Regions from separate parts of the Homo sapiens genome. Here all the other regions are linked to region 1. Evidence: chromatin contacts called from ENCODE Hi-C or POLR2A ChIA-PET data. All regions are on one chromosome and are shown on one strand. The core of a region is the stretch at or near the end of the contact, and the rest is flanking DNA. Distances in the headings are between cores, read along the strand shown. Region 1 overlaps RFX2 (regulatory factor X2). Region 2 overlaps NRTN (neurturin). Region 3 has its middle 3.2 kb from the start of TNFSF9.

Region 1 (3,099 bases), core at 128-2,627:
CCTGTGACATTGCTCCAGCTCCTGCCCGTGCACACTCCCTTTTCAGAGACTGCCCAAAACCCCACATCCTCCGCCACTGAGATGGAGACAGGACAGGAGTGTTGGTCTTCACCCCCAGAGTGTCCCTGACCTGCTGGACGCAGATTTCTAGCGTGGTTATTTGTCATTACATGGGCTATTTGATACCTGCCCTTTTATTTATTTGGAGTTATTTTAGGCTCTGTTTTAAAGACATGAGTCCAAACATCTGAGTCTAATACAGAGTGGGCAAACTAGCCCATGGGCTAAATCCAACTCACTGCCTGTTTTTGTACAGCCCATGAACTAAGAATGCTTTTTTCCTACATTTTTAAGTAGTTGGAAAAATCAAAAGAAGAATATTTTAGGACATACAAAATTATCTGAAATTCACATTTCAGTGTCCATAAATTGTGCTTGCTTCAGCAGCAAATATACTAAAACTGGAACCATAAATAAAGTTTTATTGGCACACAGCCACAGTCATTTCACCCTACAATGGATGGGGTTGAGTCATCTTGACAGCGAGCGCTTGACCTGCAAAACCTAAAATATTTACTATTCCACATTTTACAAAAAAAGCTTGCCACCCCCTGGTCTAACGCACATTACTTGGCTATATGTGACTAGTACTCATGTGTATATGAATGTGATGCTGATTTTGAGGTTTATAAAACCCCTTAGGCTCTTCAATGGTGTTTAACATATTTTTGCTTTCTCTAAGAGAGAGAGGAATAATATTTACTTTGTTATCTTCTCCAGTTTGTTGTAATTAAAGAAGAGTCTTTGGCTACATCCATCTTGCAGGATGAATTTCGTTGCCTTCTTATACCTATGAGAACTGTGCCTTTAAAAAAAAATGCTGGGCTGGCATGGTGACTCAAGCCTGGAATCCCAGCACTTTGGGAGGCTGAGGCGGGTGGATCACCTGAGGTCGAGAGTTCGAGACCAGTCTGACCAACAGGGAGAAACCCCATCTCTACTAAAAATACAGAATTAGCGGGGCATGGTGGCACATGCCTGTAATACTAGCCACTCAGGAGGCTGAGGCAGGAGAATCGCGGGAGGCGGAGGTTGCAGTGAGCCGAGATCACGCCACTGCTGTCCAGCCTGGGCAACAAAAGTGAAACTCCGTCTCAAAAAAAAAAAAAAAAAAAAAAAAAGCTGTAGTGCCCTGGCCCTTCTCTGTGGCATTCTTCTTTGTCTTTCAGGCCCTGGCCAGCCTGGGTTAGGCTTAGAGCAGCACTCTGGGCTGGGAAGGGCTCTGTGTTCAGGGGTCATTGCTTCCTCTTTGTTCTCGTCTCTGACTCACCAACATGCAGCTCTGGGTGACTGTCCCTTGAGGACTGTGGCTTCCTGGCGGGTTAAGCCAGTTCTGGAAGTGGGTGTGCAGCTTATGGCAGCCAGGAGTGGTTTCTGAAATTAATTACTGCTCTAGATGATGATGTAAGGAGTGAGACTCCTGGGGAGAAACTGCCCATGTGGAGAAACCCAGCACCTGTAACCCATCACCTTCGTATCAAAACACGCTGTCCACCTAAGAAGGGCGAATGTGCCATGGCTAATCAAGGAAAATAATTTCTGTTTAGCTGTCAAAAAAGCTATTTCCATGATATCAGCCCTTTGATTTGGAGCTGAAACCTCCAAATCAAAATAAATTCTGCAGCATCTGAATCTTTTGTTGTAGCTGGATTTTTTAGAGTGAAGGCATTGCTAGGAATTACTGACAGAGTCCAGGGAGGGGCTAGAATTGGAATCGGGCTTCTCTGAGGTGAGAAAGTTAGTGGGGACTCGCCTTAATGCCTGGCTGTGGAACTGATCAAGGTCACTGGCTAGATGTGGTAAATCAGATGGGCTTCCTTGGGTTGGATGGGTGGATGCTAGAAAAAACTGCACTTCTCTCTAAGTCCCTTTACTCGCCTCTGGCAGGCATCTCCCTCCTGGGCTTCCTCTGATCCTCGATCCTCAATTCCTGGGCTTGGTGGACTGTGGGTTAATTATCTCCTAAGTGTTCTTTGAAAGCAGAGCCAATTATCAGCACAGTCCCTTCCCAGGCTGTTTGAATTCCTAAATACAGGGCAGTGGGAGGGAGGAGTAGCCACCTGTGGACTGTGGCTCCCTGCTGGAGACGGGTGTGCGTCTCGCTTCGCCCCTGTGAAGGTTATGCCTGTCGCCCTGTCTATCATGAGTCTGTCTCTGCAGCTTGTGGCTTCTGACCCGCTGCGACCATCTGCCTGTGCTCAGTCCCCACCCAGGAAGTGAACTGATTCTGTCACTTTCTTCTAAAGACCACAGATCTGCCTGGTTTATACAACGAAGCTCGTCTGAATTGGAGTCCTCAAATTTGTGAATTTAAGTTTTAAAAGATTAAAAAAAAAAAGACATACTGCTGTAGCCCAGTGGTTTTTAATCTTTCATCAGTCTGGATCTCTTTCAAAATCTGCTCAACACTGGGAATTTCTCCTCAGAAGAACAGGCATGGAAGGGCAAAAATTACATGACAATCTACGTTAGTAGTAAACAGAAAAGGCAGAGGTGCCCATGTGATGTTTGTATCTCTGTAGAGTTGTGTGGTCAGAACAGACAAATTCCCTTTGCAAATAATAGTAAGGAAGCGCATCACTGAAAACAGGAATGAGCCGTGTGCGTGGATGCATCCATTACTGTCAAAGGGGAGACACAGAAGTCATCTAATTCCTGTGAGCTTCTCTTGCAATTCACTTTTACAGTGCCCTTTCCGGCAAGATTAGATTCTTGTGTGTTATTACTTAACTTTAATTATTTGCTTATAATGCAGTCATGCCATGCATAACATTTCCGTCAACAGCAGACCACATATACAAGTGATCCCATAAGATTATAATGCTGTATTTTTCCTGTACCTTTTCTATGCTTAGCCATGTTTGGAGATACAAATACTTACCACTGTGTTACAATTGCCTGCACTGTTCACTGCAGTCACATGCTAGACAGGTTTGTAGCCTGGGAGCAATAGGTTATACCATACAGCCCAGGTGTGCTACGTAGGTTGTAGCGTCTAGGTTTCTGTAAGTATCACTCTGTGATATTCGCACAATGATG
Region 2 (3,119 bases), core at 375-2,874, 260 kb after region 1:
CCCTGCTCTCAGGGCTCCCTGGAAGTCCTGCTGATTAGCCGCCTTGAGTGTCTCCAGCTGTAGCTGTGGGTCCCCGGGAGCCAGGGGCTAGGGATGTTCCTTCATGGCTGGGTGATTCTCCCTGGGGGCGGTTTCCGATCTGCGCCCTCCAGCTTTGCGGGGGGTGGGGGGATGCGGGCTGAGCCTGGGAAGGGACACTGTGGTTAGAGGGTGGTCCTAAGGGCAGACGTGTGGGAAGGAGGGGAGGGGGCCCAGCTAAGGAGAAGGGTTGTAGCCTTGGGAACCCCCAGTCTGAGGGGCAGGAGGGGAGGAGTCTCGCCTCGCCGGTGCCTGCTCTGGGCTCGCAGTGCCCGCCCCTTCCCCGCCCCTCAGACCGACCGTGGGACCCGCCGACCCCTCCCGCGCTCTGGCAACCCAACACCCGAGGCCTGCCAAGCATCAAGGTGACACCGTGGGGAAATCTAAACACCGAGCCGGGCTTTTTCCATACTCCGCAGGGGCTCGTCGTAAATCCCCCCCGTGGAGGCCCGGCCAGGGCTTTTATGGGCCGAGGACCCAGGTCTCTGGGGACCCAGCTCTACACCAGCAGGCGCCGGCTTCGGGCTGGATGGGGCTGGCGCCCGCCCCAGGCCTCTCCCCGCCGGGAGGTGGGCAGCGTGCGGGTATTTTTAGTAGCTGGTGGAAGGAGATAGTGGCTTTCAGCTCACCCTGGTGGGCGAAGACCGGCCCGAGGAGGCCGTCGGATAAGGGAGGCCCAGGTCCACCTGGACCTCACTCTCCTCACCCCCAGAGTGGCTCCCCCTTCCTAGAAACCCACATAGCGGGATCAGTGCGGACAGGGAGACGCTGGGGAACTGATTCCACCTGGATCTCAGGCTCCTCACCCACAGTGTCTCCCCCTTTCCCCCTCTCCAGAAGTCCACACAGCAGAGAGGTGCAGTCAGGAACAAGCTGGGGAAACTGGGTCCACCTAGACCTCAGTCTCTTCATCCCAGAAGCGAGAGGTGCAGTCAGCGACAATCTGGGGAAACTGGGCCCACCTAGACTTCAGTGTCTTCATCCCAGAAGCCCGCACCGCGGAGAGGTGCGGAAGGGAACAAGCTGGGGAAACGGGGTCCACCTAGACCTCGGTCTCTTCATCCGAGCGTAGCTTCCCTTTCCCCTCCCCAGAAGCCCACACAGCGAAGAGGTGCGGACCGGAACACGCTCGGGACGGGCAGAGGGACCCGTAGGGAGGCAGGAAGGACGGTCCCTGCCAACATAGCCCCATTCACCCCATTTTCCTTTTTGTCCGCCATAAACTGGACCCACTTTGCATCTACCCTTCCCCCAAAGCAAACAGCATCCTCCCACTACCCTGCAGCTGGGCCCCCCCCACTGGTCCCCGCTTTCCCGGTGGAGACGGCGACGTGGCCCACACGCGAGCCCCTCGCCGAGGATGAATCACCAGCCAGCTCGAGTTGCCACACTTTATCTCAGTACAGTTATCGCGAGAGTCCCGGGGCCGCGCCGGCGTGCTCTACGCACGCGCAGTCTTTCGCGGGGCCGGCCAGTGGTGCCGTCGAGGCGGGGGGAGTGGCCGCCGCGCCGGCCGAGTGAGGTAGGGTCACACGCAGGCGCACTCGCGCGCCGACAGCTCGTGCACCGTGTGGTAGCGGCTGTGCGCGTCCAGGAAGGACACCTCGTCCTCGTAGGCCGTCGGGCGGCAGCAGGGCTGCGCGCGCACCCGCTCCCGCCGCAGGCGCCGCCGCTGGCGCAGTCGTCGCAGCCCGAGGTCGTAGACGCGCGCGGCAGCCTCGCAGGCGCCTGCGCAGTAGCGGAACAGCACCGTCTCGTCGGACGCGTAGCCCAGGCCCAGCTCGCTCACGCGCACCTCCAGCTCGCGCAGCCCGCAAGGCCGCGCCCCCAACCGCGCACGCGCGCGCCGCCGCCGGGGCCCCGCCCGACGGCGCGGACCTGGGGGCCGCCCAGCCCAGGGCGTCAGCTCGCGCAGCTCCATCGCATCCGGGGCCCCCTGCAGGAGTGCACGGTCTGCGAGGGGAGGAAGAGAAAGGAGGGGGGGTCAGTGGGTGCAGGGGGTGGGAGGGAGCCCCCTACCCTCTCTGTACCCCTGCAAACGAAGACCCTTGCTGGGACGCCAGGCCTAGACGGCTTCTCGTCTCACTCCCAGGTCCCAAATTTCCCCACCCTCTTGCTGAGCTGCTCATGCACCCTCTCTGGGCGGCACTGGGGGGCACGTACACACTCACACCCCTACGCTGGTCCAAAACCCCTTTCTGAACCCTGAGCCTATATTGGCTGCCCAGAACCTGGTCCATCCTTTCTGGGCCGCTTTCCAGCCCGTCTCACCTTGAGCTGAGCTGACCGGGGTCTCTAACTCACCTCCTCTGGGCCCCTCTCTCACCCCATTGCTGCTCCATTCTCCTCGTCCTCCATCGCAAATCTATCTGGACCCCGCCCCTATGCTGGGCTGCCCCAGGACACTGGTGCATCCTCTCTGGGCAGCACTGGGGGGCTGCTTCCCATGCCCTATCCCTCTTTAGTGAGGTTGTCATAGGTCTCTAGAGCCCCCTCTTCAGGCCCCGACGTCTGCTCTGAGGCCCCGGGCTTTTCAGACTCCCTCCATCCCCACTGCCCCGCTGTGCAGTGGAGCCTCAGTTTCCCTATCCAAGAAATGAATCGGGGTGTTTGGGTTTCTCAGAATGCAGAGGAGCAGCAGGTACCGCAGCCTACTGCATCCGAAGCCTGTGTGGGGACCCCACTCCATGGAGTGGCAGCAGCTACTGTCAAGGCCACCCCCATGTGACAGGTGACAAAACGGACCATCCCAAGGTCACATCATTAGCAGGTGGCCGAGAGAGAGCGACAGAGGCGGGCTTAAAGGTCATTCTTCCTGCCTTCATCGTTCACCCAAGTTTGGCCCAGGTCCAGCCGCTTTCTCCCACACTCGCCAGGAGGTGCCCAAGTCACCGATTCCCAGGGCCTGGCAGCCTAAATTTATTACCCAAGCGGTGGCTCCACCCCCAAACTCGGAAGCCCCGGGAGAGAACTGCAGACGCTGGAATGACAGGCAGCGCTGCTGGCGGACCTGCAGGCAGGGGACTCCCAGCCCCAGAGCA
Region 3 (3,250 bases), core at 254-2,753, 440 kb before region 1:
TCTCTTTGTCTCCTTCCCCTCCTCTCAGCACCCCCTAGCCCCCCATCACTAGGACTCCCCCGGGTTCCCCCACATCCAGCACTTCCTAAGAAGGGTCAGGCTTCAGCCAAGCCTCAACCACCCTCACTCCTGGAGCATCTGCCCCCTGATCCCCAACCCCCCAGTGGAACCCTGAGTGTCATGCTCAGCCCTCCTGGCCACCTTCCCCGGGACCCCTGGGCCTTCCCTGGCCTGCCCCCACCCACCCACTGGATGGTTCCCGGCAGGAGCCCCTCGGGACCCTACAAGCAGAAGCTCGGAGAGTCCAGGTGGAGAAATTCCCCTTGCAAGAAAGGGACAGTGTTGAGCGAGTTGGAGGAAACACATTTCCCATCTGCTCTGGCCTGCTGGAGGCGGCCAATCCGGGGCTGGGAGGATGGGCCAAGAAGCGGTGAAAACTTGGCCCCAAAAGAGGAAGCACTCCCAGATGGAGAGGGACGTGACCCGGGGAAAGCCCTTGGCTGGTGTTGAAGTCCTGGTCTGCCCAGACCAGTGTGGGTCCACAATGGCCAACTCCCTTCCCATCTCCCAGCCCCATGGGAGATGGGAGGGTAGACCACGCCTTTCATCCCTCTGCTAGCAGAAGTCAACAGCCCATAAAATAAAGGGACTTTTGTTTTGCTTTCAGATACAAGGTCTTGCTCTGTCGCCCAAGCTGGAGTGCAGTGGCACGATCATAGCCCACTGCAGCCTCCAATCCTGGGTTCAAGCCATCCTCCTGTCTTAGACTCCTGAATAGCTGGAACTACAGGCACATACCACCATGCCTACCAATTTTTTTTTTTAATTTTTTACTTTTTATAGAGACAGGGTCTTGCTATGTTGCTCAGCTGGTCTCAAACTCCTGGACTCAAGCAATGCTCCTGTCTTGGCCTCTCAGCACTGTGATGCCAGTCATGCGTTACCGTGCCCAGTCATAAGGTAGACTTCTCATTCAACAGAACAAGTATCTTCCAGGTCAGCACTGTGTCTGATCCTGTATTGGGCCTCCCTGGGGGATTGCAGAGAAAACAGTAATGTTACTGGCTAGTGTTGAAGGAGCATTACCAAATGCTAAACACTTCCTATATACGGTTTGGGTACTCCACGTGTGAGGCCCGACCCAGCAACAGGGCCACTATCAATTAGCTATGCAAATTCTAGCACCCCGCCTAAACCTCCGGAAACTCTCAGAGGGGGTGTCCTCCAGAAGATTCCGACGGCCCCGCAAGTTTGAGAATGCCACTTGTGCCCACGTTTTTCCTTCGCATCTGCTATTCCTCGGCCTGGAACATTCTTTCCCCAGAACCGCAACTGCCAGACACTTTCTCACCACTCATGTCTCCCTTTACACCATCCCTTCCGGGTCAAGATGACAAACTGAACCAGCCTCTGTTTTCACTGTCTCCTGAAACTTCACTGTAGTCACACTTGAGCAATTGTTCGTAAACCAAAAAAAAAAAATTACAAGCCAGCAGAACGGAAAGGTGAGTTTCCTTAGATTTCCACCACCCCTAAGACCTACTCGTTGGTGAATCCCCTCAACTATGAATAATGTGGTGGATGGCGGCTAAAATACAGAAGTTTGCCATAGATAAATTTGCAGAAGAAGGCCGGGCGCAGTGGCTCACGCCTGTAATCCCAGCACTCTGGGAGGCTGAGGCAGGTGGATCACCTGAGGTCAGGAGTTCAAGACCAGCCTGACTAACATGGTGAACCCCATCTCTACTAAAAATACTAAAATTAGCCAGGCGTGATGGCAGATGCCTATAATCCCAGTTACTCGGGAGGTTGAGGCAAGAGAATCCTTGAACCCGGGAGGCGGAGGTTGCAGTGAGCCGAGATCGTGCCACTGCACTCCAGCCTGGGTGACAAAGTGAGACTCTATCTCAAAAAAAAAAAAAAATTGCAGAAGGGACACCAACTCCTCTCCACTTTCCATAAGAGAGAATCAGAGAAGCAATTTTTTGTTTTAAGATAGGTTCTCAGCCCAGCATGGTGGCTCACGTCTGTAATCCCAGCACTTTGGGAGGCTGAGGCGGGTGGATCACTTAAGTTCAGGAGTTCAAAACCAGCCTGGGCAACATGGTGAAGCCCTGTCTCTACTAAAAAAAAAAAAACTACAAAAATTAGCTGGGCATGGTGGCACTAGCTTGTAGTTCCAGCTACTTGGGAGGCTGAGGCGGGAGGATCACTTGAATCTGGGAGGTGGAGGTCACAGTGAGCCAAGATTGTACCACTGCACTCCAGCCTGGGTGACAGAGCAAGACTCCGTCTCAAAAAAAAAAAAAATAGACAGCATCTCACTCTGTTGCCCAGGCTGGAGTGCAGTGGTGTCATCGTGGTTCATTGCAACCTCAAACTCCTGGGCTTAAGTGACTCTCCCACCTCAGACTCCCCAAAGTGCTGGGACTACAGGTATGAGCCACCTCACCTGGCCCTTTCTAAGTAATTTTTATTTTTTTGAGGCAGGATTTCACACTGTCACCGAGGCTGGAGTGCAGTGGGTAATGACAGCTTACAGCAACCTCAACCGCCAGGCTCAAGCAATCCTCTCACCTCAGCTTCCCCAGTAGCTAGGACTATAGGTGCGCACCACAATGCTCAGCTAATTTAGTATTATTTGAAGAGATGGGGTTTCACCATATTGCCCAGTCCACCTCCTTGGCTCAAGTGATCCGCTCATCTCGACCTCACAAAGTGCTGGGATTATAGGCGTGAGCTACCTCGGTGGGCTGCTGAGTCGCCAGGTCCTTTTTCATTCTTATTTTTTATTTTATTTTATTGCATTTTTTCCTAAGTGAATGCACACAGGATATTTTATTTTATATGTTAATTGAGACGGAGTCTCTCCATGTTGCCCTGGCTGGTCTCTAACTCCTGGGCTGAATGGGTCCTCCTGCCCTGGCCTCCGAAAGTACTGGGATTACAGGTGTGAGCCACGGCGTGCAGCCTTTTTTTTTTTTTTTTTTTTTTCCCTTAAGAGAAAGGAATGGCCGGGGCGGTGGCTCAAACCTGTAATCCCAGCACTTTGGGAGGCCAAGGCAGGTGGATCACAAGGTCAAGAGATCGAGACCATCCTGGCCAACATGGTGAAACCCGTCTCTACTAAAAATACAAAAAATTACATGGGCGTGGTGGTGCGCACTGTAGTCCCAGCCACTCGGGAGGCTGAAGCAGGAGAATCGCTGGAACCCAGGAGGCGGAGATTGCAGTAAGCCGAGATCACCCC

What was found. Hi-C counts contacts between places; a loop is a spot of excess contacts on that map. ChIA-PET counts read pairs that join two places held with the same protein, here RNA polymerase II (POLR2A). Pooled maps may share reads with other maps.
Region 2: a pooled map shows a loop between it and region 1 (4-fold over the local background). The contact joins two enhancer-like sites. A Hi-C loop is called at or near these places in 1 of 37 single-sample maps with no recorded cell type and 2 of 50 pooled maps. POLR2A ChIA-PET finds 5 or more read pairs at or near these places in 3 of 52 experiments (B cell, activated naive CD4-positive, alpha-beta T cell and naive thymus-derived CD4-positive, alpha-beta T cell).
Region 3: a loop to region 1 is called in a pooled map, with 4 times the contacts of the local background. The contact joins two enhancer-like sites. A Hi-C loop is called at or near these places in 3 of 50 pooled maps. POLR2A ChIA-PET finds 5 or more read pairs at or near these places in 2 of 52 experiments (HEK293 and K562).

Annotation. Positions count from the first base shown.
Region 1 is chr19:6,086,294-6,089,392 of GRCh38, reverse strand. All of the region lies in intron 1 of RFX2 (regulatory factor X2), which reads left to right. Among named protein-coding and RNA genes, the nearest start is that of RFX2, 23 kb to the left of the region's middle. RefSeq lists enhancers at 1,612-2,111, 2,121-2,190, 2,112-2,613. Within about 2 kb of position 1,377, at least 33 of the 41 ENCODE cell types and tissues checked have a DNase peak (open chromatin) inside an H3K27ac peak, as active enhancers do; they include B cell, where a contact is called at or near this core.
Region 2 is chr19:5,826,661-5,829,779 of GRCh38, reverse strand. NRTN (neurturin) reads right to left here. Exons shown (of 3, transcript NM_004558.5): 3 at 1,456-2,031. The coding sequence ends at 1,607. Among named protein-coding and RNA genes, the nearest start is that of FUT6, 11 kb to the left of the region's middle. RefSeq lists silencers at 670-719, 1,420-1,749, 1,920-1,989, 2,788-3,082 and an enhancer at 1,357-2,045. Within about 2 kb of position 1,624, at least 30 of the 41 ENCODE cell types and tissues checked have a DNase peak (open chromatin) inside an H3K27ac peak, as active enhancers do; they include B cell, where a contact is called at or near this core.
Region 3 is chr19:6,526,169-6,529,418 of GRCh38, reverse strand. No RefSeq gene overlaps it. Among named protein-coding and RNA genes, the nearest start is that of TNFSF9, 3.2 kb to the left of the region's middle. RefSeq lists enhancers at 486-745, 1,176-1,405. Within about 2 kb of position 1,503, at least 2 of the 41 ENCODE cell types and tissues checked have a DNase peak (open chromatin) inside an H3K27ac peak, as active enhancers do.